Regions from separate parts of the Mus musculus genome. Here region 2 is linked to region 1. The links are chromatin loops, found by intact Hi-C in ENCODE. Cell type or tissue: gastrocnemius. All regions are shown on one strand. Links, peaks and the distances in the headings refer to the core of each region. The heading gives the core; the rest is flanking DNA. Region 1 has its middle 39 kb from the start of Gm33204. Region 2 has its middle 34 kb from the start of Gm33098.

The links. Hi-C counts contacts between places; a loop is a spot of excess contacts. Peaks named below come from ENCODE experiments on the same cell type or tissue, not always from the same donor. Only the 100,000 strongest peaks of a DNase experiment are listed, where the experiment ranks them.
Region 2: a loop joins it to region 1, with 4 times the contacts of the local background. A loop is called at or near these places in 15 of 42 quality-filtered maps.

What each region holds. Positions count from the first base shown.
Region 1 is chr7:111,962,406-111,978,509 of GRCm38, reverse strand. No RefSeq gene overlaps it. Among named protein-coding and RNA genes, the nearest start is that of Gm33204, 39 kb to the left of the region's middle. In gastrocnemius, for the core only: a CTCF peak has its summit at 8,806 (motif pointing right); a DNase peak (open chromatin) is centred at 8,791.
Region 2 is chr7:111,236,047-111,252,150 of GRCm38, reverse strand. No RefSeq gene overlaps it. Among named protein-coding and RNA genes, the nearest start is that of Gm33098, 34 kb to the right of the region's middle. In gastrocnemius, for the core only: no CTCF peak of the experiment used is centred there; DNase peaks (open chromatin) are centred at 6,489 and 6,938.

The sequences.
Region 1 (16,104 bases), core at 6,357-11,356:
TTGCTCTTGTATTTTCTGCACAGTTTGATATAACACCGTTGTATCACTCATATGACAATTGTATGTGGGAACCAAAGGCTTGGGAGAAGAGACTGGAGATGTGGTCAGTGAAGGCCTTATGTAATGTAAGATCTGTTGATATTATCTGCTGAGTGTTTCTAGAGGATCTCTGTATTCCAAGGCTTTTTCTCTTGCATCAGAGAGATGGGGGCGGCACAGGGTCGTCATCATGACTTCCAAGGTAATGTCTACAGTTTCCCAACTCCTCTCTTTACCTTTGATTTTTGTTCCCCTTAGATCATATTCTCATTTTTTAAAACACAAGTGTGTTGTGACACTTCCTGCTTAAAAATGTTTGAAAAGTTCTTAGTTGTTTGCAAGATAAAGTCAGTCACTAACTATGGCTCCCAGGGCATCTTGCGTCTACATTAGCTTCTTGTCTCATTATCTAGGAATGTACAGCTGACCACGGGCCTCTATGAATATCTCATTTCTCTTAAAACTAACTGTTCTCTTACTTTCCCTGTTGCCTTAGAAAGACTGGCATTTAGAAGCTATGTGATCTTGGGATATTACTTCTGAAACTTTGTTTCCTAATAATCGTAATTTATCACTGGGCAGGGTAAAGGTTTAATATTTTGTATATAAAGCCTGCTGACCACATCTTCAGCCTCCTCTCCTATGCCTTAGACTCCTACGTACAATTGTCATGTGAGCGACATATATCTATATCTAATCTATATATATATAAACTCTGTCTACTTTATCAGCAATTTTGATGCGTACAACAATATTGTTGGGTAGTACAGGCGATGGGAATAATGGATTTCTGCTCATTTTTAGACTAGCTTGCTTTAATGGGAAGTAACCAGATCTGATTAAAAAATTCCAACTTCCAGTTTTTGACCGTTTGATCTTCTGTTTTAGATTATTCTCTGTGCTATCCAGAAGCCTTGAGAATGGAACTATTCCTATCCCAGGACTTTCAAGTATACAGAGATAAGATAGCAACTTGTTTCCAGACCCCACCCTGGCTCTGCTCTGGATGAAGGACTAGTGGGGATTGCCTATCGTTCTCATGAGTTTAGACTTTGGAGGTTCCCTCTGTCTTTGCACAATCTTGAACTTTCCCTGAACCCAGGTTCCAGGGACAAGCTGGAGCCTTTTGATGGAGGCCTCTGGGTACAGAAGTAGCTTGAGAAACAGAGACGAATGGAGTCTGACAAGCGAGTAATTTGGCACCAGTTATCGTTTTTCATCATGGTAGAGAGGTTCAGTCTCCACCTAGCATCTTGTAGCCTGGCCTGTGACGATGGGTAATGGCATGTTCTTACCTTTCAGGGTGTGGTGGGAAATACTAGAAAACGAGTTTGGTACCAGTGGGGTGGCTTATCCTAGAGTGCGCCCCACAGGACTGTATCAGGACAGCCTCTGGCTAGACCATCCAGGGACCTGGGTGAGCCAGGTCGCCTGCTGTGGGTGGTTATTTGAATGTACTTTAAAGGCTTAGTTGCTCTGACCTCTGTTAAGTAGTTTGGCAGTCATATATCAAAAGAGTCCTTAACAATTAAGCTAAGAATCAGGCAGGAGGCACATGCCTTTAATCGTAGCATTTGGGAGAGCGAGTTCCACCACAGCAGGAGAAACCCTGTCTCAAAAAAACCCCAAACCAAACCAAACCAAGAAAAACAAACCAAACCAAACCAAACCAAACCAAACCAAACCAAACCAAACCAAACCAAACCAAACCAAAACAGAAAAATCAAGCTAAGAAGTAGCTGCCCCATACTAGGGTCTGTGTTAAGTTTGTCAAATACCAAGGTGAATCATGGTCCAGCAGAAACTCACATCTAGTGTGGATTATAAGATGTACAGACAAACAGCTGAATCACTGCAGAAAGCCACATTGACTCACACACATGACATCATGTGCAGGAAGTTCGGAGGAGGGAGACACACTCATGACTGACTCAGCACCTGAGGCAAAGTTTTGGAGAGAACATCTGAACGAAGCTTGATAGGATTAGAGGTGCAGGAGGGATAGCTTGGGGGCTGTTAGGAGGAATGCCAAAGTGTATGCAGAACTTCTGGAAGTTTTGTTTCATAGACATCAGGAAGGTGGACTAGGGTAGATCTTTACCTGTGTAAGGAGTTTAAACTGGATTCTTTGTGTCTGTGGTGAATGTGTTATGCATTTGTGTGTGTTTGTGTGTGTGCATGCTTGTGCATGTGTGTGCATGTGTGGGTTTGTGTGTGCATGTACATGTTTGTGTGGGTGCTTTCATGTGTGTGTGTGTGTGTGTGTGAGAGAGAGAGAGAGAGAAAGAGAGAGAGAGAGAGAGAGAGAGAGAGAGAGAGAGAGAGAGAGAGAGAGAGAGAGAGAAACTATGGAGTTTGAGAAAGCAAGAATCTCTCATTTAGATTTAAATCTCTTATTTAGTCTGGAGCTCACTAAATAAGCTAAGCTAGTTGTCCAACAAGCCCCAGGGACCTGCCTGTCTCTTCCCCGAAGCATTAGGAGTACAAGCACAGCCCACAAGCCTTGCTTTTCCACATAGGTTCTGGAGACCAAACTCAAGTCTTCAAGAGAGCTGTTTCCAAGTCCTGGACTTGAGATCAGCAACCTGAGTGGATGGGTGTCCTAGAGAGGGTTAGTTATAGGATGGGTGAGGGAAGGGCAGGATGCTCAGCATCCATTAGTACTGTTGAATCAGGATGATCAGTGAGAAGGAACCCTAGAGAAATGTCTTGGAGTAAAATTAATAAGCTGATTATTAAAAGGATCAAAAGGCAGAACTTAATGAAGTGCATGAAGTTCCCAAGCCTGGGTGCTAGGTAGACTGAGGACACACTTGGGAAGAACAGGGGCAAATCATATTTGGAAGGAGAAGCTCCATTCTGGACAGACGTTTGAAGAACATAATGTTTGGGTAGAAGTTCAGAGTTGGCCTGCGGGAGGAAATGGCTGTGAGGGAGAGTCCACAGGCTCCTTAGACTGGGTTGAGAAAAAGTAGTGCACTTTGGTAAGACTTCAGAGGGGGAAGGCAAGTAAGTGAGTTGGTTGCAGAGAATTAGTAAGAGGCAACAGTGACTTAGTGATTGGGACCCGATAGACCAGTTTAATTTCTGGTTCTGCCATTTCCTTTTTATGTGTGGCCTTGAACAAGTTACTTAACTTTGAAAAAACCTGTTTTCTCATCTGTAAGATGGGGGAAAACACTTTGTTCCAAGGGAGTTGTGAATGTTGAATTAGATGCTATTTGAAAGATGCTTGGTCTATAAATGATTCATAAAAACTAGTTGTTCAAAATGTTACCACTAGTAATGGAAAAGTATTGGGCATTAAAGTTGGCATTGGCCTGTCAGGAAGTGGAGGAAGAGGAGTGAGGAGGGGTGACAGGAGAAAGCCTCGGAAGAGGTTTCTGGGTTGTGGTGGCGCAGCCGTTGGAGTCCAGGTAACTTCTGTTATCTTCTGCCCTAAGAAGCTGATGTGGCCAAGGTTAGAGGAGACAGACATCTTTGACTTTGGAATGGGAATCTGTCAGCTGGCTAGGCTGATAACAATACCACAAGCTAGATGACTTTAAGGAAAGTTGATTTTCCTGAAGTTCTGGAAGCTAGAAATCCAGGTTTAAGGTGCCCCTCAAGTCTGAGGGGGCAGTATTTACTCCATACCATTCTCCTTGCTTAAGAGGCTCTGCTGCTAATCCTGGACAATCTTTGGCTTCTAGCTGTATTATCTTAGTATCTGACTCCAGTCATTTGGCATTTCCCGCAATGTGCATGCCTGTTCACATTCTTCTTTCTGTAAGGTCACCAGTCCTGTTAGAGCCTGGGCCACCCTTTCCACTATGACTTCATCTTTAGTAATTATAACCGAAACTGTTCTATTTCTGAATGAGGTCGCATGCTGAAGGACACAGGTCAACGCTGAGTATCTTCCTCACTTGCTTTCCACCTGGTTTTGAGACAGAGTTTCTCCTTGAATCTGGCACTCACTGGTTGGGCCAGGCTTCCATGCCAGTGAGTTCCAGTGATCTTCCTGTCTCTGCCCTTTCCCTCACCTATCTTACCTCAAAGCTGGGGCCGCAGGCACATGTTACCTACCATGCTTTTACGTGGGTCCTAGGGGGCTTCATGCCTATATCAAAAGCACTTTACCAGATAGGCCATCTCTCCAGAATCTCTTGTTTTTGTTTTTTGTTTTTTTATTTTGTCTGAATTATATGAGAAATTAGTTTATTTACCCAATTCACTTGTGAAAAACTATTGTCACAGAATTGTCACAAAGTAAAAGGGAATATGTGCATGTTGCTGAGGTTATATCATAGCATAGGAGTATAATAAGACGTGAAGGAAGTCTTCCCTGGGACACAATTGGAACCTACATTCTTGAACAGTCTCAAGGTTTCTTTTAAAGTATTTCTTTCCCAGAGAAGATGTGTAGCTTAGAATGAAGAACATTTCCTGTGAGAAAACGCTTTAAAGATAGCAATAATCTTAATTAAACAGTCTTTCACATTCAGAAGGGAGCAAAATTATAAATGCATGCGCAACTTTCAAGCATATGTTCTTTTTAATGATATTAATACATCTCTAGAGATAGTAGGAGCGCTTCTTCCTAATTAGGTAGTATTTTATTAAACTCGGTGAAATCTCATGCTAGTTTGAGTATCATTTTCAAGAGTTAAATAACGCCCAGAGTCTCAGATAAAGAGGATTTTCCTTTTTTCCTCTAAGAAGTTATTGGTGTTGGTCAAAAACCAGTCTTCGGCTGAGGGGAGTGCCGAATCTGTCTGTTAAATGAGGACAGTCCAAATTCCCCCAAGGTTTGCTCAGCATGAATATATTATTGTCGATCCTACTTATGCCAAGACAGCTATTTTAAAATAAAAGTTAGAATAGTTTTAATTACATGAAAATTAATTTTCCTCAGTTGACCCATCTTTGAAAGCAAGCCAAATTTACAAGCTATGTAATTTAAAAATTCAGCTTTAATCACTCTGGGGTCATGGTGTGGGAGTGTGAGGGTTGGACTGGGAATGGAAAGACTAAAGTTCAAATTCTGTGTTTAAAGGATGAAGGAGAATAAACTCCACGACACTAGAAATGATAGAGCTTAAAGCAATTTTAAGGAACACTACCTACACCTCTATGGAAAAACACTGGAAAACAGTTGGCTTCCTAGCAAACTATAACCCTCGCCAAAGGATAAGCTGCAGTGGAAACTGTGAACGGGCCCGTTGCACTTTGGGGTGTTAAAATGTGATTACAAAGCTGTGATTAAAGAGACGACAGGGCCAGGCAGACTCGGGTTTAAGAATAGCAATTCCAATGCCCATAAAATAGTCTAGTCGCAGACAGTAGATGTGCACATAGATGCAAACTCTCTAAACACGAGGCGAACAAGATGATTCCAGGAAGGCGGGGTGGGAGTAGGCAAGCAAGGGTAGACTCCCTATGGATGCTCATGTAGGTTAATAGTAGGGACTCTATCAATAAACCCATTATCAACACACTGAAAGAGAAACCCTATCAATCAAAAAGACATTTGATTCAACCTAGCAACTATTCCTAATGAAACAAGAAAACAAAGTGAACAGCACATGTTATGTCAAACGGTGATACAGTGAGCCCCATCTCAGTGTAAACCAAGCCAATCTCTCTCTCTCTTTCTCTCTCTCTCTCTCCTTCTCCCCATCCCTCCCTCCCTCCTTCTCCCCTCCCTCATCTTATATACAGACAACTCATATGCTCACCACCTTTTAGCTGGGTATGGTGGTGTACAGCTACAATTCCCACAATGGGGGGCGGATGTCAGGAGGATCATTCATTCAAGGCGGGAGGAAGGGAGGAAATTAGGGAAAGAAGATGGAGGGAGGGAGGGTGTTTGAAATGTTTAGAGTCCTAAGAGAATTTTGTTGGGTGTCTAGATGGAGGATAAATGGCAGTTTAAAAACCTATCAGAAAAGCAAGTGGCTGCGCATGGCATTTCAGTGAGGATTCTTTTAGTGACAACAAACAAAATCAGAAGAAACTAGACAGCAGAGGTAAGGGCTTCAACAAAGTAAATAATAACGAACAATGCACTAAAGGTTACAGATCTTAAAAAACAAAGTCACTCTTTTATAAAAATTTATTTTATGTGTATGAGTTTCTGTTTTCATGTATGACTGTATACCATGTAAGTGCCTGGAACGGAGGTGAACTGGAGTTAGGGATGGTTGTGAGCTGCCATATGGGCTCTGGGAATCGAACCTGGCTCCTCTGCAAGAACACTGAGCTCTTAAACACCAAGCCACCTCTCCAGCCCTATATGCCTTTTAAAGGAACATAAAAAACAAGATATGACAAGTTTGCAATGTCATGTTTCTGGGGTAGTTTTATGGCTCGAATGTGAGATGTTTCTTTACTCATGTGTTTGAACATTTAGCCCCCAACCAAGCTTGTGAGACCTTCAGCAAGTGGGTTCTAGCTGGAGGAAGTGGTCTCAGGTCTTAGGACAGTGGGCCTTCTAGGCTATAGCTAGCCCTCATTCCAACCCTGCTTTGTGTCTTCTGGTTCACACCATGGAACAAGTCCTAGCTAGATATGTTACCTACCAGGAACTCTGCCATGACTTCCCTGCCATTGAGGGACTGTACCGTCATGGCTCAACATGACTCAAAGTCCACCCCATTTCCTTGGGTTGTTTCTGTTAGGTATTTGGTTGCAGTAATGAGAAAAGTAGTTCATACAGGTAGGAGTACAATACTAAAAATCGACGGTTGCTTTGAAAATTAGCATATGAATTTCATATAATTCTTACAAGAGTTTCACTAGCTTTGGGATTTGGTAAAATGAACTTAATAAGCACCAAAATGATAGTCTAGAAAAATATTATAAAAAGACTAATGTTACAAGATAACAGAATTGCTATAACTAAGTGTCAGATTGGAGATTAGAAAATTGGTAGCTTAGTTCAGTAGGAAAAGGATGCATTCAAAAACAAATTAGACATAGATACAAAATGAAATAGAAAACTCCAAGATAATCTAGGAGACTGTGTCCCCAGATCTTATAAAATTGCATGATGGTCTGCAAAGATTGTGTCAACCCAGCAATCCCTCTCATGGGTTTTGTGGTATACAAATCAACCCTTCGTGTTCAGAGATTCTATAAGATGTTCAGTGAGAAATATAAGATGCCAGGAACTGTACACAGTTCATTTAGATTTCGCATGCATGTTTGTGCGTGTTTGTGAGTGTGCGCACATATGGACAGGGGTCAGAGGACAACCTCAGGTGTCATTCTTCAGGTGCTTTCAGCCTTTCAGTCCAGCACCTCCCCTCCTTGGCGTGCAGCTTTAGCTAAGAGGCCAGCGGGCCAATGAGTTTCCGGGGATCTGCCCGTGCCTGTCTCAAGCATGCTACCATGCCTGGCTTTTTATGTAGGCTCCTGGGGGTTGAATTCAGGTCTTCAGGCATGCAAGACAAGCACTTTGTGGACTAAGCCACCTCCTCCACCCCTAGTGAAAAGTTTACAAGCTAAACAATGAGAAGCCTGCCTCAATGTGCATGAGAGCACGAGCTAGGATACTAAGCAGGAGAAGCATCTGCTAGGGCACAGGCCAGAGGGCTGGTGCGGACCCCTGAGGTACTGGAGTAGAGGGCTGAGTAGTAAAACAAGTATAATGTCTTGAACAAATGTACTTCAATAATTTTATTTTTCCAATTTAAAATTTTATCTTACTAAAGTATATATTTTTTGTGAGATAATTTTTCTGTGAATATTTTTGACAGATTCAACCAGTAGGAATTTTTGCATTTTTAGCTTCTCCTTTGCTATGGTGGCTTTTCATGCTGACTCTTATTTTCAGGCCTGGATTCTCCCGGGTCAAGTCATTAGACCAAGCGTTTGTGATTTATGTTCTTTAACATAAAAAGTTTTAGATTTCAATTTTGCTATTTTCAATGTTGTTTAAAAGACAGGATTTTAAAGGTCATTTTTTTGGGATAACAGCTCTTCCTGTAATAATAGCAATAATGAATAATTATTTAGTACTTAGCTTGTACCAAGCACAAAGCAAACTATTTTGACCATAATTTTTGACCTCAAAGATATTTTTTGTTCTCTTTGCATCCATCCCCCACATTTTCAGTTAATCATTTACCTTGTCCTCAAGATACAACTAACACATCCAATTCATAATGAACATTAGCTACAGAAATAATCCATATACTGTAAAATAAATATAAATGTTTTAAAGGCATGGAAGACCCCCCCATGTGTATAACTACTCCTTAGTTCATGTAGCTTGCTATATTTGGCTGCCATAACTGTACACAGACTTGATACTGATGTGGGTTTTCTACAGTATTTGGAGGAGGGGGCTGTGAGTAAAGTCGGTGGCACATTTCTTGAACAGATTTCTAGACAGTGCTTGTGAGTGTGTGTAAAACAGAGGAGTTTGCTCACATTAAAGGGCACTGAACACTTGGCTCTGGCCAATTGCTGTCACAAAGGACTGAGGGTCATGTGTTAACATGCCTGCAGAGTGTTTTTCAACATATTTTTATTTGGATTGAGATATTTAGCACTGGTGAACAACTAGAATTTTATCTAACACGCAGGAGCCAACATTATGTAGTTTCAACCCATCTTCGGGATGCATTTTCATGTCCCCAGTGCTAAATGTAGGACTGGGGGCGCCTTGGGTTAATTTCTGAAAGGTACAGGTAGAGAGGAATGTCAGGTAAGGACTGACAAGGAAGTGCTCCAGGCATTTTAGTGCAGGGTTCTTAAAATATCCATCCAGCAGGTGGCAGCACAAGAACAGAGATGGGCCACTCTGGACCAATAATATCCACAGGTTTCCTCATTTTTGCAAGAACAAGGAAAAAAAGCAGATTGCAACATTCTAGCTTTGGATAGAAGAAAAAAAATACACACATTTTTGTTTAAAAGTAAGAAGGAATCTCCTATTATGTACAAGCTATTAAACTGTGTACTCTCAACCACACTTAAACTCTTATACTTGTAATTGCAGAAAATCCTTTTTTTCATTAAATTAATTAATTAATACTCCATCACACTCCAGCCCATTCACTTGAGACAGGGGTTCTCACTGAACCTGGAGCTAAGCTGACAGTCACCAAGCCCCTAGCCCCCTATCCCTTATGTTGATATTGCAGGCACGCACTGCCACGCCTGGCTGCTGGAGCTCAGTTTTAGGGTCTCATGCTTGAACAGCAATCTCACTAAGCCATTTGAACTCCCACTAAGCCATTTTAGAGATGAAGAAATTGTGTTTTAGAAGGCTAAAAAAAAATGTGCATTTGCAGTTGTACCACACAGTTTTCTCATTGCTGTGACCAAGTATCTGGCAAAAGTGACCTAAGGAAAGAAAGGTTTATCTCGGCTCCATGATTAAGAAGGGACACAGGCTATCTTGGTAGAAAGACAGACTCTGTGTGTGTGTGTGTGTGTGTGTAGGGGTGGGGGAGTCACATTTCAGCCAGTGTCCACAGTCTAGGCAGGACACTGACACTCAGAGCACACCCCACTAATTTACTCTGAGCTCTGAGCTTGTGGAATAGCATTGTCCACATTCAAGGTCAGCCTTCCCTCCTCAGTTAAACCTTCCTGGAAACACCTTCCCAGACACACACAGCCTATGGATGCAAAGTCCTTTTGAATCTAGTCCACTCAGCAACGAAGATGAGCTGTCATGCACAGTTTCTGAGAGGCAGAGCCAAGTCTGGACCTAGAGTTACTTACTGAGTTCTTTCATGGAGCTGTACCTGTTGCTCTAAGTCTCGCCCTGTTGTCTCTGTTCTGCAAACAGTTGGTTTGATGATGCCCTTCAAGCCTGGGCTATCTATATGGTGGGACACAGAAAGCAGCATGACAAGGAGACATTTGTCCCCTAGGTTACAAGGCGCTTGTGCCCTGGAGCTAGTGATTGAGAGACGATGGATGCTATTACAGAGGAACACCTTATTGGCCATCTGGAGAGCACACGTGGACGTGGGACATGCATTTCCTTGTTAATAGGACAGTTTCTGTGACAAGAACAGATGCTCTCTCCTTAGAGCCTACAGTTCACAATGGTTGCCTAGCAATGAGTGGCCTAAGAAGTTTAATGCTTCTGTGATCAATGTGAGGGATTAACTATCACCCCAGCACTCAGCAACTAAGGACCTGCCACCTGGCCACACATTTACCTGGTTTGGATGAGAAACTTTCATTTTCTTAATAAATCTCACGAACAGTTTGCCAAGTAAATTGTTTAGCCAGAAATGGTCAGCATTTCTTCCTGGAGAAGCAGCGTTAGGTAGAGAGGGGATTCGGGTTGACTCCTCCCCCTTTCTGGGGGACCATCCATAAGCTTTCAGTTAGTGCTGTAGGGCCTGCTCCTTCCTCTGCAGAGCAAGAGTTGCCCAGGCAGCTATAATAAGTTAGAGTAGTCAAAGTCCAGACCAGCTTTAAAGGAGGAGGTGATTCTGAGATTCTAGAACAGAAGGAGGTGTGAGAGCAGCGGGATGCTCAAGGTCCACCCTCACCAGCGGGATGCTGAAGGCTCTCACCAGCGGGATGCTGAAGGCCCTCACCAGCGGGATGCTGAAGGCTCTCACCAGCGGGATGCTCAAGGTTCTCACCAGCGGGATGCTCAAGGTTCTCACCAGCGGGATGCTCAAGGTCCACCCTCACCAGTGGGATGCAAGGTCCTCACCATCAGGATGCTCAAGGCACTCACCAGGGGAATGCTCAAGTTACTCGCCACCACAATTGCTATGGTCTACAGCAGCACTGCCATTGAGCTGTAGGGACCAAAGGGGCTGGCCAGCTGGGCTTCATTCCAAGTAGGGAAGGAACAAAGGCAAAGCCAGGCACCAGAATAGAGAGTTTTCAGGTGGTCAGAAAGTTCAGTCTGTGGGATTTAGGGATGGCTGCCCCCCTACCCCCCCCCCCACCCTGTGCTCACTTAGAGAGCTCTGTCACTCACAGGCTCTCAGGAGACAGCTCTGAAAGTGCTGGTGAGCCAAGCTGGTCTCCTGTGCACCTGTATAGGGGAGTGGCCAGTAGCACCTGGGCTGATAGCATGTGGAAACTGGACCTCAGTTTACACATTGCATTTGTGAGAACTACAGCTAAGTCCAGGGAGAATGGGTCCTTCTTTTTCTCCCTCCCTCCCCCCACTCTTCTCTCCTCTCTTCCTCCTTCCACCTTCCTTTCATCTTTTTTAGTCCCTCTTCCTTTCCCCCTTTCTTCCCTTTCCTTCTAATTTCCCTCCATCCCTTCCACCATCCTTTTGTCCTCCCCACCTTCACTTTCTTATTTCCACCCTCCTCCCGTCTCTCCCTTCTTTTGCCCAGGTTGGCCTCAAACTTGCTATGTACTGGGGATAGCCTTGAAGATCTGACCCTCCTTGCCTACACCTCACAACTGCTGGGATTTCAGGCATACTCTACAGCATCCACTTTATGCAGGTCTGGGAATCAAACCCATGGCTTCATGCATGCTCCTCTTTGCCAGTGAGCCCCATTGGAAGCGAGGGCGCTCTCCTGAACAGAGAGCTGAGGCAGTGCAGCCTGCCTTGGCAACCTTCCCCCTGGATCTTTTCAAGTGGAGCCAATTGATGGCTTTTTCAGCAGCAAGGGGAAGATTTCTACTGTTTGTCATGAGGAAATGTAAATTGTTACAATCTGTTTAGAGAGTAATTTTGCAATATTATAAAAATGGGAAAGATGTTAATTGCAATGTTGCTCGTGGCAGTGAAAAAGTGGGAATGATGGAAATCCAGCAACAGAGGGCTGCCTATGAAAGTGATAGTGCCTCTTTTTAAGGAGTAGTGCTCATTAATCGGAGATACTGAAGCAAGTGCAGCTGTAGGAGTGTGGGGAGCTGACCGACCACTTTCTAGCAAAGGAAGGAAACTTTGAACATCAGTCTTATCTTGTCTATGTAAAACAGACCTGTTGGCATGTAGCATCATGTTTGACTAATGCATGGAGTATACTTAAAAAGAACTGAACTTCAACTGTATTACATTATTCTTTGTGTTTTCTGTTTCTTTGGCCATCTCCAGGTTTGGAGCAGTTTGGAGCAGTTGTTTGGATAAAGTCATGTCGAGATGTTTCATAAAGTCTGCAGGAGCCCATGCAGAGGCTGACAGGAGATCTGAGCTTCCTCAGGGGCAGTCCTAGAAGTCCCTACCTGTGCTGTGGAGAAAAAGGATCCTTCTAGTTGTGCCACTTTAGGGGAGTTGAAGGTCATTTGTCATGCACTATGTAGGCCAGCATGTTCACACGTGTCTGTCGACAAGTATCATACTTAGTACTGAATTGGACCTCTAACTGATGGTGGGGGAATTTTCCACTTTGTGGGGAAATTGTGCTCCATATGGCATAGCATTCTTGACAAGATGTTACATTTGGGATGGCTAAGTCTATCTCATTGGCTTCTATCCAGGCTGGGGTATGTTATAACGTAATGCTCGGGCAGCTATTGTACCATACACAGGACTTGACAACGCATTATTAGGCATGGGTGAAATCCTACAGGGACTACTGCATTGGAAACCTTATAGAGCTTATATTTGCTCATACCCAGAATATGGCTTTGCAGCATAGTTGACATCATTCTAGATTCAGTTGAACACATTCTTTGAGCCCTATCTCAACCTAAAGAATGGATACAAGTGAGTAGCTCCGGCCTTTGAGTCTTGTGTCCAAAACCTACTCAGCAGATACCTTCCATAAACAGCCTGTGCTCCTAAGGAAGCTGAAGGAGGTTGAAGTGGAAGTTTCTGGTTGTGTCATGTAATGCAGACTCATGCCAAATAATATATTAAGGGAAGGGTTAGTGTGTTAGGTGACATTGGGACATAAAAGTGAGTGTGCAACTGTCATAGGATGTTTAGGTCTGGACGAAGAGAAGTTGGCCCATGACTTTTTATCAGATTCTCAGGATTTCTATGAAGTGGAAGTTTCTGGGTATGTTAGGTGATACAGACTCACCTGGTGTTATGCTAAGGCAAGACCCCTGGGAGGACACTCGATGGTTAGAAAGAATGTCAGTAACACTCAGTGGACAGTGATGGGGCTCTTGAATAGCTAGCTGTGCAGCTCTTCATTGGTCTCTCATCTTTGCTGATCTTACTTCATTGAGAGAGGCACGACAGAGAACTCTTGGAATTCTTGCTGGTCCTGGTTGCTCCCACTGCCTTGGCGCTGACTCCTGATCATTCAGCAGAAGCCTTGTGGTTTCTGCTGGATTGTGCTGCCATTGATGATTCATATTTGGTGGCACTTTTGAACTGGACTACTGGTATCCTGACAAATGGAGATTGGCCCCAAAGAACTACTTCTAAGCATGTCCACGTCACCTTGTCCTATTTACCATTTTTCTCCCCTACTTTTGGATGGTGGCCTAGAAGGAGGGAGTGTCAAAGCATTTGTGAACCCTTATTAAAGTAGGTTTTGAAAAAATCAAGGCCTACAACAGATCCACAGGAGATCCATGTACCAGAGGCTAGGAAGGGGAGAACAGTAGCATCCACTCCCAACTGTCACCCTCTTTCCCTTCCTCTTCTTCCTCCTTCTCTTCCAGAAAAGTGACCAGGCCTTGAAAGGGCCTATCTACAGTATGAATTCTTCAACTGGCATTAATACGCACACTTCTGAGAGTACTTCCAAGTAAAGGCAAACATTTTTGACCTGACCTGAAGGAAGATGGATCTCTAGGTCTGTGGCCAGACTCACTGATCCTAGGAGAATAACCATTTTTGGGGGTGGGGTACAGTGGGGTATGCTATAGCATTATGGCTGTGAAGCAAAACCAAATATCTTACATGACTCCTGAGACCTTTCAAGGAAATTACTGTCCCTTGATGTCCAGACAAAGCCTAGCTGGGATGAGATGCAAGGTAGCTTTTAGGGTGCTCTTACTAGTTAAGTTCCACAGAGATGCAGAATTGTCTCCAAGCAGGAAAAAAAATAACGACCACATTGCATGGCCCTATAAGAACACTTTCAAATATTCAAGCAGAATATAGTGTCTTTTGAATTTAGGAGCCCCAGAGTAAGGGTGGCATTCACACACACACACACACACACACACACACACACACACACACACGTCAATTAAACCCTAGAATTACAAATTCCTGCTACCAGGGGGATCTCTGAATTCAAGGCTAGCCTGGTCTACAGAGTAAATTCCAGGATAGCCAGAATTATACAGATAGACCCTATCTTGAAAAACCAAAAAAATGAGAAAAAATAAATAAAATTTAATGGCAAAGAAAAATTGGAAATTGCCAAAAACAGACAACTAAGTTTTTAGCCAGGTGGTGGCGGCACACTTCTTTAATCTCAGCACTTAAGAGGCAGAGGTAGGCAGATCTCTGAGTTTGAGGCTCACTTCCTCTACAGAGCCAAGTAAACAGAGAAACTCTGTCTCAAAAGAAATAAAAATAAAAACAAAAACAAACAAACAAACAAAACAACAGTAGCAGCAACAGCAAAAACCAAGAGCCTACTACCACATGCTACTTTATTATGTGGGTTCTGGTAGTCAAACTTAGGTCCTCATGCTTCATTGGCAAGCACTTTATCATCCCAACCTGTGCTCACCCCTTTAACACCAAAATGCAACCAGAGGCATTCTGGGCCAGAGGCATTCAGTTCCTGCTTAGCTTAGGAAAGGCAGTTTTTTTTTCTGAACTAAAGGCTACCACTAACACCTTCATGCAAATTTTTCTCTTGCATCAAGAGGAGAGCATTGACTCATCATGAGATCCCGCTTGTCTAGCTCCTCCTTGTTCCCCAAGCATGCCATAGATATTTACATTTCCTGGCTTCATCTCCTTGAAACCTCTTATCTAATAGCTTTTATTTTAAAAAAAGCCAAGGTAAAATTCACATAACATAAATCAAATGACTAAGATAAATGTCTAATCCAGTGACATTTAGCACATTTACTAGTTGTGAAACCACCATCTCTATCTTGTTCCATGACATTTTCATCATCCTGAAAGGAAACGGCACCATCTAAGCATCCACTCTTGATTTCTCCCTTCCCTGGTCCCTAGCAACCACTCCTCTACTTTCTGTCTCTATGGATTTACCTATTCTGGATGTTCATATAAGTAGACTCATACAAAGAGTCCTTTGTGCCTGGATTCTTTACTCAGCTCCATCTCGGAGCTTCTCAGTGCCACTGTGCAGCATGGAGAGAATGCAGGCTTTGGACTCAGAACTGGACTTGAGCTCTGGCTTGACTACTTGCCGATTGTGAGTCCTGAGAAAGTTATTTCCCCTCTTCTGAGCTTTAGTTCTCATTCATGAAATGAGAGGATCAATCCCTACCTCACAGCTGATAGGACTGAGAGATAACAGGCAAAATTGCATGGTCTGGTGCCTGGCACACAGTAGATAATTCCTCAACACCAGAGGGAAAGGGAGTTCGTTTGAGAGCATGAGGTGCATCGTGAGCTGAATCTGACCTTTGTCCCTCGTCATGCATCTTCTGAAACTCTGAGCTGCACAGTGCTGGTATTCTCCCTGAATCCCTCTCCTTAATCTCTTTCCTTAAACAGTTTCTCTTGCAGTGAGTACCCGCAGCCTCAGCCTGCTAAGCACACACATTTCCCCAGCTGTGTTCATACCCTCACTGAACTGCATGCCTTTAAAAGGGCAGATGTTATTTTGCTCTTCTAAAAACTCCATCTTTTTGAGGGTGGTCCCATTTTTAACTACCTTGACATGTCACAGCTCTGATATCAGAACCCTGGGATAGTAGTGTAGCATCCAAGTTATACCTCTGGGCAGTTCTGGCATGCAAAATGAGCATTATATGCTCCTTCTGGTTTTGGGTAATAGGATCACTTTCCATGTCAGTTGCTTGGAAATGCTATATATATAGCTCCCCACCCCTCCTCATGAAGATGGAAAGGGTGGCTAGCAAGCCTCCATCCTAATTATCTGCTCGTAATTGAAAGGTGCAAGTTGGCATTCTCAGAAAGGTGCTTCTTCAAAGGCACTCACTACAGAAGCTAAAGTCCAAATTAAAATTGATTCACAGCCTCATAGAAGCATGGGCTATTAGAGAGCAGGGATG
Region 2 (16,104 bases), core at 4,305-9,304, 720 kb after region 1:
TCTCATTTATTTACTGCTGATTATAGTACCTCCACTGTAAGTGGTCTGTTCAGGAAGTTGTCTCCTATGCCAATGTGTTCAAGGCTATTCCCCTCTTTCTCTTCTATCAAATTCAGTGGTTTTACAATGAGGACCATGATTTTTTTTCTCAAGGTATGTAAAGAATTGTGCTGGATGGAGCCTGACATAATTGTCATCACAGAGGCTTCATCAAGCAACTGATGGGAGCAGATGCAGAGACCTATAGCCAAATATTAGGCAGAGTTAAAAAGAATCATGCCAAAGAGAGGAAGAAGGATTTTGGGAGCCAGTGGGGTCAAAAATACCACAAGAAAACCCACAGGATCAATTAACCTGGGTTTATGGGGCTCACAGAGACTGAACTGACAGCCAGGGAGCCTACATGAGTCTGACTAGGCGCTCTGCATATATGTTATGATTGTGTAGCCTGGTGTTCTTGTGGGACATTTAACAGTAGGAGCAGGGGCTGTCTTTGACGTTTTGAATGCTTTTAGGACCCTTTTTCTCCTTCTGGGCTGCCTGCTCTAGCTTAATATGAGAGGAGTTAACAACCTTTTTACAACTTGATATGCATGTTTGGTTGATATCCCTGGGAGGCCTGTTCTTTTCTGAAGGGAAGCAGAGGAAGGGTGAATCTGGGGGAAAGGAAGGTGGGGTAGGGACTAGGAGGAAAGAAGAGAGGAAAGACATGGTCAGGATGCAATAAATAAAAATATTTTTTTAAAGACACACACAGAAAATTAAGCTATCCTAGAGAAACTTCTTGAAACTTGCTAAAATGAAATTCTACCTAGAAGCCGCATGTGTCCGATAAAGAACGTCAGTGTTGATTTGAACAACATGGGGACAGTGGCTCCTGACTCGCCAGAGCTGGGCTCTGCCTGAGAGGCAGCTCCTTTGCCCTCTTCCCCATTCACCTTCTTCTCACTGACTCCCTTCTCCACCTCCTCTGACTTGCGGGCTCCACCTTACTCTCACCTCCTCTTAATACTTATGTAAATATGTTGATTATGCAGATATTTATGCAGAGAACTCCTGACTCTTCTATTATTTTTGGTCTAAGATGTTCAGAAATGTTCTTCTCCAACCTTCCAGGGCAGGAAAGTCAGACCTACGTCTGCTTAGAGCTTGAAGTCCATTCCTACCCTGAACGATATGAATTCATCATGCTCATCTCTGCCACCTGAGTTTACCCCTGAAAAATACTTTCTAGTGCTGGGATAGAGGACTATTGTCCCATGCAAGAGAAAGACGTGGCATTAGTTCCTGATGGCTGCTATGACAAAGCAGTGTGATATAAAACTGTATTCTCCGTCAGTTCTGGTAGTCAATAATGAAAGTTTTGTTTAATTAGGCTAAAGTCAAAGGCTAGCAGTACTCTCTGACTCTAGGGAGAACAATTGTTTTCAGCTTCTAGCATCCATGTACGTATGTCTTGACTTGTGGCTTCTTCTTTCATCTTCACTTTGTGTCAAACTGCTTCCAACATCTTGTTGCCTTCTCTTCCATCTTCTCATCTCCCTCTGCTCTCTCTTCTAAAGAAATTCCTGGTTGTATTTAGGGCCTCTGCATCTCCCATGTTTAACTAAATTACACCTTTAAAGCCCTCTGCCATGCGAGGTAACAGGTTCTGGGGATTTGTGAACAGTTCTGTGTCTACCACAGAGAAACTGGCTACCGGGCAGCTTTTGTTTGTTACTCTCATTCTTAGAATTAAATCACCAACTATTGTTTTTAATTGTGGGGGTGAGGGAGGCACTGAATCCTTATCCTGGAGCCTGATATGGATGCTGGGCACTGCCTTAGTCAGGGTTTTACTGCTGTGAACAGACACCATGACCAAGGCAACTCTTATAAGGACAACATTTAATTGGGGCTGGCTTACAGGTTCAAAGATTTAGTCCATTATCATCAAGGTGGGAGCATGGCAGCATCCAGGCAGGCATGGTGCAGGAGGAGCTGAGAGTTCTACATCTTCATCTGAAGGCTGCTAGTGGACAACTTGCTTCCAGGCAGCTAGGATGATAGTCTTAAAATCCTCTCCTACAGTGACATACCTACTTCAACAAGGCCATACCTCCTAATAGTGCCACTCCCTGGGCTGAGCATATACAAACTATCACAGAAACCAAACTCAAATCCTCTGGGCGGGGGGAGTATCTAAGACAGGCTGTTAACCTCTGAGCCCAGATTATGAGCTATCTTTGATTATGTTGCAACACAGTGGTTTGGGCACAAAGCTGTTACTTGGACACTGCCTTCCATTAGCTGCGCTGCTCTCTGCTGCCCCCTGCCTGTTGGCGAGCTTTGCCTGCATGGCTTAGTTCTTACAGATCATTGAATTGAACGTGGAGGATAAGGGTTGGGGTAAGAGGGTAACAGAAATATCCTCCTGCTTTTGCCAAGCCTGTATCTGGGAAGGGCTGAGGGCTCCCTGGCAGCCCTCATCAGTGTCTAACAGCATACATAAATCAAACAGGACCTGGGCCACAGCGCTCCTGGGGAGTGAAATGGAACAGAGAATGGTGGTTCTTGTTTAGGTTGATCCCAAAATATATGGGAATAAAGGCTTTAGGGTGATGTATTTCTCTTTAATGCTGTCACATCTGTCATCCTGATGGTTTAACCTCTGGGTTTGGGTTTGGATTTTTTTTTTCTTTCAGACCCACATTATTTCTGCAAACTTGACACCAGATGCTGCCAGGGAGACAGAGCTGAAGCGATAAAAATCTATTTAACAGATTTAGTGAGGCAAATACAAACTAATTAACAATTTTAGAATTGGGATTAAACACTAATTCTTTTAAACCATAAAAACTGAGATGAACAAAAGGAAAAGAATGTTCTCCCTCTGAATAACTCAAAGGAGCCATCTGTTTGTCATTGAGAAAATGGTCCGATTGATGGATTTTGAACAAATTCTGACATCCTTTCTTTCTGGGCTTGAATGCATTATGGACAGTTATCCGGGAAAGAAAGCACATAACTTCCTGCCTAATGTGTGGATCTGGGCTTCCCTGAAGCTCCAGAAGTCATCTATTTATGTACTGACTCAGAAAGGAGAAGGCAAAGGATAGAATGATGTGTGGATTCTGCTTGGAGAGCACACTGCAGATGTAGGGAAGGAAAGGTGGCCTGGTGTCTCTCTGACCTCACCTTGCTGTCTGTCACCATTGCTATGAAAGATAAAAAAAAAAAACTGAACCTGCCACCCTCCTGTCTCAGTTTGTTGAGGCACTGCCTGGTTTTGGAATGCAAGTTCTAGAGTAATCACATGCTGTGACTTGAATCTTAAATGTGCGCCCTCCAAAAAAAGCCATGTGCTAATGGCATGGCTTGGTCATCAATCTGTAGTACTAGTGGGAGGTGATGGAACCTATAAGAGGAGATGACCTCTCTAGAGTCCACTCTTTTTTTTTTTTTAGATATTTACTTTATTTACATTTCAAATGTTGTTCCCTTTCCTGGTTTCCCCTCCAAAAATCCTCTATCCATCCCCACCTCCACCCCCACCCCCCCCACCCCCGCTCACCAACCCACCCACTCCCCCTTCCTGGCCCTGGCATTCTCCTATATTGGGGCATAGAACCTTCACAGGACCAAGGTCCTCTCCTCCCATTGATGACCAACTAGGCCATCCTCTGCTACATATGCAGCTAGAGCCATGAGTCCTACCATGTGTACTCTTTGGTTGGTGGTTTAATCCCAGGGAGCTCTGGTTGTACTGGTTAGTTCATATTGTTGTTCCTCCTATGGGACTGCAAATCCCTTCAGCTCCTTGGGTACTTTCTCTAGCTCCTTCATTGGGGACCCTGTGCTCCATCCAATGGATGGCTGTGAGCATCCACTTCTGTATTTGTGAGGCACTGGCAGAGCCTCTAGAGTCCACTCTTAACTGATCTTAGGACTTGGTCCTTCCCCATCTCTTTGCTTCCTGCCCATCAAGTTATGAGCAGCTCTGCTAGTTACAGCCCCAGCCATGCTGTTCTGGTGTTCTGTCTGAGTTATAGGCTCAATGTGAAAGGACCAACAACCAAGAACTCTCAAACCAGAACCAAAGTAAGTCTTCACTGGACATGGGGACAACTGTGCTGGGGTGAGGGAGTGTCCCCACACATGTGTGCACGTACAAGGCAGAAGTCGACTCCAAATATCATTCCTCAAGCACTGGCCACTTTTCTTTTAACATGAATGTGCCTGTGTCTGTAGCAAATGCCATATGTGTGTGGATGCTCATGGAGGCCAAAATAAAGTACAGGAGCCAGAGTTACAGGTAGGTGTGAACTGCCTGGTGTTGGTGCTAGGAACTAAATGTAGGTCATCTGCAAAAGCATTAAGCATGGTCTAACCAGTGAGCCCTCTCTCAAGCCCCCACTTTTCCTTCTTTTTAGATAGGGTCTCTCAGTAGCCTGGAACTTGCCCAGTAGATTATGCTTGTCAACCCAGGGGTCTGTTGGTTTCCATCCCTTTTCTGGGATTCCAAGCACATGTGCCACCATAGCTGGCTTTTTTAGCTCCTAGGAATATTATAAGCCATTTGACTTGGTGGTTTTGCTATGCCTTATAACAGGTATATTCATAGCATGCCAACTAAATTACCATTTGTTGAACATCAAGCATGTGTCAGACAGAATGATCCCATCAAGAGATTATGAAGTAGATATTATTATGGTCTGTATTTTGCAGATAACAATATCTTTGAGAAATGTAATAATTTGTCTGAGGTCATGGAGCTACTAAATGACAAGACAGAGTTAAGCCCCTGGGCTGTTTAATTGCACAGCTGATTTCTAATTCTGTACACACCCTGCTATTACTATATATATGCTCACATTTGTTCATTTACATCACTCTTGATCCTAAAATATACTTGAAATTATGAAAATGTAATGAATAGGCTCAAGAGTACGAGTAGAGGGGCTGGAAAGATGGGTCAGAAGTTAAGAGCACACATTTCTCTTCCAAAGGACTCAAGTTCATTTCCCAAAGCCTATCTCAAATGGCTCGCAATCACCTGAAACTCAAGCTCCAAGGGATGTGATGCCCCCTTCTGGCTTCTGAGAGCACCTGCACTCATGTGCACATACTCACACAGAGTCAGTCGCATGTACACATAATTTAAAAATAAAATCTTTAGGGAGTGGAGGTAGATGGGTCAATTATGACATGCACAAGGTTGAGAGCAGCCCTGGGGCAGGGCTCAGATGAAGTACCCACTGGGGTTTGGTACTTGGACTCTTGAAGCTGGCAGGGCTATGGAGGACTGCACCTAGGAATTGAGAGAAACTCCACCTTGAGTTGGAAGAGCTGTTGACAAACTGGCCAAAGATGGCAAAGTGTGATATGCAAGTGAGCTAGCCCGTCACCAAGACTTTGAGGTTGAGTTCAGGGATGCCACCTCAGAAAAATGCCTCCACAGAGAGCTGTGGCTATGTCACACTGGACCCCAAGGGATTCGGAGGCCACAATAAGATATTATTGACAACAAGAATGTGTCCTTGGATTCAGGCAGTACCACTGCCAATCACAGAGAAATAAAGTTCTTTTCATCGGCCTGTCAATGGCAAGCAGGAATACAGGTTCCTGAGGCTTCTTTGGACAGTTTCCTGGTCACAGTTCCTTCCTTACTCCAAAAAGATCCTTTGTTACTGAAAAATCTATGCACTTCTCCTGAGCCAGAAATATCTGAAGTTCCTCTGGCTATAAACACACATGTAATCAAAAAAAAAAAACAAATAGCACAAGTTTCAGACTAGGGTTTCCAATCTATCTGGACAAAATGTTACCTGATTCCCCTACATGAGACCTCAGCCTGTGGCTAGCCCTCAGCATGGCAGCCAACCGTTGCCATAAGAAAGATGTGACAACTTAAAGCTATGGCAAGACAATAGCTGAATATCAGAAGTCAAATGAGTATTTGAGTTGCCTAAGTTTCCCCAGTAAGTCTGAGAATAAGTCAACTTTGAGAAGGAGGAGGAACTGGCCAGCCATTCTCCAACAGTTTGCCTGTCACCTCCACCCCCTACCCCATAGCAAGCAGGCAGCTACGTCAACAGCCCTTCACGCCCACATCTCTCAGACTGGGGCATGTAGACCTCCTCTCTTAATTCATAAACATGGTTTTTTTTAACTTATCTTTGTATGTGGTACATGTGTTTGTATACAATATGTGAATGTGGGCATGTGCATATACCTGCACTTTGTATGTGTGAATACAGACATGCATACAGGCATGTCTGTGTGAATACAGGCAGTCAGAGGACAACCTTGGGTGTCAGACTCCGGTGACTACCTTATTAGTGAGGCAAGATCTCTTTGTTGTTTTTTTATGTTGTGTGCTTCAGCCTGCTAGCCTAGGGATTCTCCTGTCTCCTGATTTCATTTCCCCACCGAAGCGCCGGGATTACAGACACTTGTACAGTCATGCCTGGCTTTTTATACAGATTCCAAATATTCAAACTCAGTTCCTCTTGCTTCTGTGCCAAGAGCTTTCGCCCGATGAGCCATCTCCCTGGCACCACCTTGCGAGCTTCTGACAGAGTTCTTTTTTCATTTGTGTTTTTATTTTAATGAAATTCTAAATCGAATCAATACAATTATCTTCTGGACCAACTGCATGACTGACTTGGACACAGAATTTCTATTCCACGTGTGGGATGTGAATTGTTGGAGGAGGTATAATCAGTGTCCACCTGCCGTTAGCTCTAGTCCTCTGAGCTGATGGCTCTTCGGGCTTGCTTACAACAACACTGGGGCCCAATAGAACTCTGTTGTAACTGCCACAGCTAAGTAGTAATGCAGAATAAATGAGATGAACTTTCCCCACAGTGTGTTCACCACCAAGGGAAGGACAAATGGCCTCACAGTGCCCTGCAGCAGCTCAAAGTAGAGGAAAATGACCAATGCGCTGAGTCACTGTGTGGCACTCTCCATGTTCAGCAAATCACAGCCAAATCACGTGTCTTTGCTTCAGCCTCGGTCTCCACAGCACTCAAAGACTTGGCTTTAGCAAACGTCACTGTTGTGTTAAACAAAGATTAACCTGAATTTTATTGACTCTATGGATTTTAAAAAATTTTATACATTTATAAAGTTTATCTCAGTGTAATGTCTGTGGTGGTGTTTGTACTTCCATGTGTATATTTGTTTTAGTTTTAAGGAGATTATAGTTGCTTTAATATCTGCATGTATCTAACTTAATTGTAATAACAAACAAATTTGTCAGTGTTTCCCCTCTACTGTGCTCTATCCGTTCCATCATTTAGGCTTGAAGCATTACAGCTTTGTGAACGTGACACCATCAGTTCCTGTAACAGTGGAGTTTGTCACCTATTGGTCAGTGGGTGTGGCTAGCATACTTTCTAATGTGAACTAACTGCTTTCTTTTTTATCATTATGGAGACAAGGCTAGATTCAAAGTTGCTACAGAGCCATGGATGACGTTGAACCTCTTATCTTCCCGCCTCTGTCTAACAACTGCTGGGATTGCAGGTATGCAGCCTCAGACCTGACTTATGGCACACTGAGGTTTGAAGTCGGGGATTCCTTTTTTTATTTAAAGATTTATTTATTTTCACATGTAAGTACACTGTAGTTGTCTTCAGATACCCCAGAAGAGGGCATCAGATCTCATTATGGATAGTTGTGAGCCACCAGGTGGTTGCTGGTATTTGAACTCAGGACCTTTGGAAGAGCAGTCAGTACTCTTAACCACTGAGCCATCTCTCCAGCTGAAGCCAGCTCAGCAAGCACTCTACCAACAGTGAGTTCCATCCTCAGCTTCTTTTTTATTCCATGACCTCTTTTGTCCATCATCCATTTTCCCTGATAAGTGCTTAAAGAGCCAACAGCTTAAAAGGGAAACGATTCATCTGACCATGTTAGCTATCCTATCCAGAAATAGAACAGAATTCTGGAAGCTCCCATGGTAAGTCCCTGAAGATGAGAGTTTGTCTGGACAAGGCAAAGCAGAGCTACATCATCACCAGATCTAATGAGTTAGATCCAGCCATGAGAATGGCTCCTCTCCAGGTTTCTTGATCCCTGTGAGATGTAAAACCATGCCAGGAAGTTTGGTAAGGTAGAGCAGGTTGAGACCTGGGCACACACCTGGGGCTTAGGCGACTCCCAGCTCCCTGCCAGACTCCTGACTTGGAACATGTGCCATGCTCCTCACATAAAAGAAATGTGACCTATGGTCACAATGGCCCAAAACAGGGTTCACCATGCTAATGAGGTACATAGAGGCCCAGAGGGCTTAGCCAATAAGCTTCCTTTCCAGGCATTCCTCCCTGCAAAAGGTATTTAATCTCAGGTCTACCCTAAAAAGTGGGTATGGTACATTATGCATCCAGTTTCTGCCATGAACAACCAATAAACTGTTTAGAACCATGGACAGTCTCTTTCATAAAGATTCACTGTGGGGAGCCATGAAGAAGGCTTTTGACTACAGATCAGCAGCTTGGTTCACCCATAGAAGGCCTCTCTGCACTCCCAGCCACAACTGCCACCAAGCCTGACTCTGCCAAGCTAAGGAAAATCACTGCTGGGACAAGCCAGAGCTGCCCTTTCCCCCAGCCCCAGACTAGGTGCTGTCCCCAGCCCGCAAGCCCTGGCTCCATTCTTTACTCTTCCACTACTCCTCGATGCTCCTGAGTGTCCAAGAGTCTGAGAACCCCATGGCCCCAGCCTCATTGCAGGCTAGGGGACCCCTGAACAAGTCCCACCTCCCCAAGAGTCTATGCCCAGCAGCAGAGCTTTGCCCTAGTCATTAACCCGCCAGCTATGCTCTAGGTTAGCAAGCAACCCTAATTAAACTCAATGGGTCACAAACAAAAAGGCATGAAGGTAGGAGGGACACTTGGGAAGAAGGGCTCCTTTAAGATAGGGGAGTGGGTAAGAGGAAGGAGTAGGGGCGAGAATCACTAAAATTCACTCTATACATATATGATATGGTCAAAAATACCAAGGAGATTTTCAAAAAAGCACAAGGTTCCCGTATTAAATGCATGAGTATTTCCCAAGTCCACAAGAAGATGCATTCTCCCCGGCTTTGTTAAGCTCATGGTCCTCTGATCTATCATTTATTCTCAGTGCTATGAAGATATGAGCTACTGCTCAGTCATACTGCAAACACAATACAAGGCTGATGCCAGGGGTAACAGGCCTGCAGGGGAAGGCAAGAGAGGCTGCGTCACGGTGACAACAGCGCTGAGCTAAACAGCACTCACACCTCTGCTGTAGCCTGCTGAAGCCGCTGTAAGCTTTGCTAGGTCAACCATCAGCTCTGCTCAGCGTTAATTCCGGATGACGGCCGAGGGGCCAGAGGATAAAGCGACTGGTAAAAGGCCATCCATCCTGTGGATGTGGGTCAAATGCTGGCCCATTTAACTGGTTTGCTGCTGGACACTTTTACTGTAACACATTTGTCAAGCAACAGTCTGGAACAGGTAATGGAGGAAAATCGCCAAGGAAGAATACTATTACGTATCTATCCACACATAAAGAGGCCATTTCCAGACCTTGGCCATCGGCCCACACTAACACAGCTCTGCCGATTTGACAATCACAAATTCCACTAAATGAAAAACTCACCATAATGCCAACTATTAATACTCTCTCATATTAATAGGTAGCATGAGTCTCATGTAAGGGAGTCTACCCACATCACAGGCTTCACTTCACAGCTCTCTCTAGTTTTTTATTATTATTTAATTTTCAGTGTCCTTTCACCGCTCTGACCACTGCCTGTGAGACACCCTCAGTCCTCAAGGTGGGATGTAGAGGAACAACCATGTGTGTGGTACACAGGAAAGTAGCCCAGTCAGGAGTCTGGAGTCCTCTTCTCTCACCTAATGGAGTAAGAGGTAATGAACACAGAAGATGTCCCTGCTGAAATATCACATTCTTTCTTTCCTCCAGATCTCAAGTTAGGTGCCGTTTATATCAGGAAGCTGTCTCTACCTGTCTGCTCCATCTCAGCAAAAAACAGTACGATTCCTTCCAGTAAGATTCCTCGACACCCACAATTGCCCTCTGCGGGCTCCTTTCACAGAGTCCCTACCAAAGCATAGAAAGTATACAATAAATGCTCTGAGAAGGGATGAATGCGTAGATGAATTACTGTGTGAATGGATGAACTGATAGGTAGATGAGAGAATGGGGAAGTGACGGATGGATGGGTGGGCGAGCGAATGACAGGTGAGTAGGTGGGTGGTGGGTGGTTAGATGAATGGACTGGATACATGGATGGATGCATATTTGGATGGGTGGTTAGATGGATGGACACATGATGGATTCTCCCTGGCTTTTTAAAAAGAAGAAAGTTCTGGAGAAGAACATTCTCCAATATGTTGCTTTACGGGAGGACTCTCCACAAGATGGCGCCCCTAAGTTTCTTAATTTATGGTTTCTTCAGAATTTCTCACATCTCGAGCTGTTTTAGCTAGTTTACATATTAACAGCTAACATAATTTTCACAACACACCGTCCATATGTCATGTTCAATCACATTTCTCACCATTTCAAAAAAAAAATACTTTCCCCCAGGACATCAAGTTATGATCAAGAGCCAGCAAGATGGCTCAGCATCCAGTCCTGGGCAGATACCTTTAGTCCCAGGACTTAGAAGACAGAGGCAGGAGGCTCTCTGTAAGTTCAAAGCTAGTTTAGTCTACATAGTGAGCTCCAGGACAAGGTGAGCTGCATAGGGAGACTCAAGAAAATGGCCCAGCATGTAAACATAGTTGTCGTCAGATGAGCTGAGTTAGATCCTCAGATGGAAAGAGAGAACCAAATAATGTCAACTCCTCCGGAAGATGTGTCCTCTGACCTCTTCATACACACAGTAATGTGTGTGTGTGTGAGTGTGTGTGTGTGTGTGTGTGTGTGTGTGTGTGTGTGAGTGTGTGTGTGTGTGTGTGTGTGAGTGTGTGTGTGTGTGAGTGTGTGAGTGTGTGTGTGTGAGTGTGAGTGTGTGTGTGTGTGTGAGTGTGTGTGTGTGAGTGTGTGTGTGAGTGTGTGTGTGTGAGTGTGTGTGTGTGTGAGTGTGTGTGTGTGTGAATGTGTGTGTGTGTGAGTGTGTGTGTGTGTGTGAGTGTGTGTGTGTGTGTGAGTGTGTGTGTGTGTGTGTGAGTGTGTGTGTGTGTGTGTGCGCACACACACACTAAATATGTGTAACAGAAAGTATTGCTATAACAGACAACACTAAAGCATTACGTTGACCCTGGAGGGTGCTTCAGGCTTTGCCCAGTTGTTATACAAGCAGGAAAAGACTATTGCTCCCTAGACAATACAGGGAATAAAGGCATTCTTTGGAAATCCATTCTCAACAACGGAGAGTCAGCAGAAAAGGGGAGATGCGCCTAAATCTGAAATAGCCATTAACCTCCAGACCCACAAGTTTCACCTGATAAAATAATAACCTCGAACATTCGTACGGGGCCTCATGCCAAACAGCAACGCTACATAACAAAAATAGGTTGGAGACCAAGGAATGCTGCCAAGCACTTTAGATTTATTATCCTCATTTGACCCTCCTACCAAGCCTTGGAGAGAAGTCTTAATGCTTCCAATTCTGCAGCTAATAAAATGGATGGGGTGTGCTTTTCCTAAAGCGCCTGGCTGTTCGCGGTAGAGCTGTTTGGTCTCAGTTTGTGTTTATGCTCATTTACTGCCCATTACAGTCATTTTACTGCTTAGGGGGAAGTACTGGACCATAGTTGGGAGGGAGCTTATTTTAGTAGATTTTTAATTTTACTTAGGTGTATGTGTAGTGGTGGAAAAGTGTATGCCATATGTCCAGGTGACTGAGAGGGCAAAAGATCCCTTGGGGCTAAAGTTACAGACATGTGAGCCACCCAATGTGATGTTGTAAACCTAACTTAGGTCCTCTGGAGGAACAGCCTATGCGTTTGACTGCTGAGCCATCTCTCCAGCCCCAGGAAGGTCCTTCATTATATAACAACCTGTATTTATGTATGTCTGCACACACAGAGTCCTCGAGGCAGCTTTATTAGAAGAGCAGTAGCCAGGTGATGGTGCACACTTTTAATTCCAGCACTCAGGAGGCAGAAGAAGGCTGATCTTTGTGAGTTTGAGAGACCTGGTCTCGAAAAACCAAAGAAAAGCAATACCATTCTCAAGTGACCATATGTACTAAATACCGGCCGGACACTCTTGTGGACCCTTCCTTTCATCCCTATTTCCATGAGGAAGATTCTTTTACACCCATTTCAATGACAGGAAGATTACAGCTGGGAGAGACCTAGAAAACCACAGAAAACCCAAGGGATAGGATTGATATTCAAATCCAATACCACACATGTCTCTAAAGCTTTGGTTTTTCTGCGCTGTACCATGGGATGCTGCCAAAGGTCCCCTGCATCAGGGAACTTGGATATTCTGGGAAAGCATTCTGGAGCCACCTCTCTGTTCTTTCTCCTCTTATCAAACAAAATACAATTCCCCAGATATGTCTCCAAGCTTTAGCATAACTCTATTCTAAGGCCAGAAATGCCCTTCCCTAAAGCAGCCTGGAGAGCTCCTACATACCTTTCAGAACCCAAAAATCTGTGCTTTCACCTACAGTGCCTTCCCTGGTCTCTCCTGTGTTGGTTTCTTTTCTGTTGCTGGAATAAAACACCATGGCCAAGACAATGTATAGAGGGAAATGTTTATTTTGGCTCACAGTTCCAAAGGGTAAGAGTCCATCAAGGTTCACGGGCATCCAGTAGCCGCAAGAAGCTGAGAGCTTACCCCTTTAATGGCAAGCAAGTCCCTCCCCCAGTGACACACTTCCTCCAGCAAGGCTGTACCACCGGAAACTCCACAAACAGCACCACCAAGTGGGGACCACGTGTTCAAATGCAAACCTCTGGGGGACATTTCTCATTCAAGCCTCCATACCTCCTCATCAAACAAGCAGCCACAGTGCTGGCTTTGTTTTAGTTTTTTTTTTTTTTAATTATGGGATATTTCAGATGTAAAGTAAAACTAGTGTCAGTACTTTTCCTATGTGCCCAGGATTGAGACTGAATGGATGCTAGAATTATATCATATTTGTCAACCAGAGAGAGAGAGAGAGAAATGAAGAAAGAAAGAAAGAAAGAAAGAAAGAAAGAGAGAGAGAGAGAGAGAGAGAGAGAAAAGAAAAGAAAAGAAAAGAAAAGAAAAGAAAAGAAAAGAAAAGAAAAGAAAAGAAAAGATGCAAATAAAGCTAAGATAGCACTAACCCTTCCTCTCCTTGATGATCACTCTCAATTGTAATATCTTCTTTATAGTCACACTTTTGTTACATTGTTACAAGTGTAGGTAACAGGCTTATACAAAATTTATGTGTTATCTCATCATTTATATTTTTTGTGATTTTTTTTTTACTCAGAGTTGAGAGCTGTAGATATAGCTACATGGGCATCTAATTAATTCATTTTAATTGTTTCGTAGAATTTTATAAATAAACCACAATTTCCCATACCCCCCCCTGCACATTTGTAGCAAATGTGTAGCTTTGTCTTCATGTAGGTCCCTTAACAATTGGAGCAGGGGCTGTCTCAGTCTCTGTTGCCTGCCATTGGATCCCCTTTCCCTACTTGCACTGCCTGGTTGGGCCTCAGTGGGAGAGGATGTGCCTAGTTCTGCTGGAACTAGATGTGCCAGAGTGGGGTGGTCCCCTCAGAGAAGGGGAGGAGGGAGGGGGGTATTTGTAAGGGTGGGACTAGGAAAAGAGGAGGAAAGGGGCTGTGACTAGGATATAAAGTGAATAAAGAATTAAAATTAAAAAATAAACAACAGTTCACACCATACAGTTAGGAAACAACTAAATGAAGGGCATTTGGGTTGTTTCTATTTTTCTCAACTCTTATTCACAGTGCAATAATAAATATCTCAGTCTTGTGCATATCCTTGTGCACACATTTTTCTGGCATGTTCTCTAATGGGAACAGCTGCTCAAAGGGCATGGGCATGATTAACTATCTTCTATTCACCCTTCCCATGAGCACTCTCTACACTCATTGCAACTGTGGCTCTAGGGGCCGAGTCATACGAACTAATCAACAGGCTCCCTCGCCTTCTGCTTCCTCGAGTATTTGGCCAATGAAGACAATCAACAGGAAATGGGGAGAGGGAGGAAACTGGGAGCATGTTATTTATTTCCCTCGTTTCCTCTGTGTGGGATCGCAGCAGGCTGACTACGCAACTCCACTAATGGTCGCAGTCCCAGGCTGTCTCTCCCCCGTTACAGTCCTCTCTAGCTCCAGATCTCAGTAACTGTTTCCTCTGCTTTCATTTCAGTCTACAGCAGCTAGGCCCCACCAGTACTCTTCCTTAGGTGTGCTTGCTAGGTTCATGTCAACATAGCACAAGCTAGCATCCTTTTAGAGCAGTAGTTCTCAAGCTATGGGTCAAGACCCCTTTAGGGGTCCCATATCAGATATCCTGCATATCAAATATTTACATTATGATTCATAATATTAGCAAACTTACAGTTTACTGACAGGATCCTGGCTGAGACAAGTAGCATCAGCTTCACAGTCTTTGCAGCTTGCTCCCTTAGTGACTTTTCTTTTTCAGGATTATTTTTGCCATTTTTAATTATGTATATGTCTATATGTCTATATATCTATGTCTGGGTCTATGCACATGCATGCTGGTGCCCATGCAGCACTGGAGTTACAGGCAGTTGTGGGCTACCTGCCATGGAGGCTGGGACTCAAATTTGGGTGGGTCCTCTGCAAGGTGAGTATCTATTCTTAACCATCAAGCCATCTCTCCAGTCCCTGCTTTCTGTGGCTGAGACAAAATATCTGACAAGAGGCAACTTAAAGGGAAGGTTCCTTTCTGCTTACCATACATGGGGATACAGACCACTGCAGTGGGGAAGGTATGACAGCAGTGCAGGAAGCATCCTGCCTCCATCAGTAGGCAGAGACAGATGCATGCTGGGACTATTCTCCTCCCTTTTGCACAGTTAAGGCCCCTGTCCCATAGAATGGTTTCCTCCATGTTCAGAGTAGGTTTTCCTATCTCAGTTAACCAACTGTAGAAGGTCCCTCACAGACATGTGCAGAGGCTTACACGGCCCATTTAGGTTCATATATTTGAATGTTTGGTTCCCAGCTGGTGGACTATGTAGGAAGGATTAAGAGGCATGGCCTTGTTGGAAAAGGTATATCCCAGCTGGTGGGCTTTGAGGTTTCAAAAACCCATGCCAGGCCCAGTGTCTCCCTCTCTGCCTCCTGCCTGCATGTCAGAATGTAAGCTAGCAGCTCCAGCACCATATTCTCTCCTATGAGGATGGACTGACCCTCTAAAACTGTAAACAAAGCCCCCAACTAAATGCCTTCTCTTACAAGTTGAATTGGTCATGGTATCTCTTCACAGTAGTAGAATAGTAACTAAGAAAGAAGAGTTGGTACCGGGAGTGGGGTGTTTAACAGGTCTGCCAATATTGCTTGTTGGCAGAATATGGACTTTGGGACTTTGGATTGGAAATCAGTTGAGTGTGTAAGTGGGGCTTAATAGACATTATAGTGGGAGTTTGGAAGACAGTAGTGTTGAGAGGAATGTGGACTGTAGAGGTCTACCACAAGAGGTTTCCGAGGGGAACAACATTAGCAATTGGGCAAGAGACCATGCTTGTGATACTTTGACAAAGAATGTAACTGAGTTCTGCCCTTGTCCAAAAAGTCTGCAGGAGTCTAAATTGAAGAGTTTTGGATCAATGTCATTGGCAGAGGACGTTTCAGGAGAACCTAGTATTGATTGTGCCATGTGGTCATTAGCGATCACTCTTGTACAGATTTACAATGGAAATTTAATCTTGTGCTAAAAGAGGTAAGCATTTAAAAAAGAAAAGAGTCAGTTGCTAAATGGAATAAAGGAAGGGGTGATCTTAGAGCAAGATCCCATTCAGCTAAGGTTCCAATTTGTGAAAAGCAAAGCGTATGTAGCAAAGGAAACCAACGAGTCAAAGGCTATGTGACTGTAATTCAAGCAGGTATGGTGGTCTGGCTTTGGCTCCGGGTTTCCCCCTTCGCTCCCATTCCTTCCTTTTGATATGGCCATATATATTTTGTGCCATTA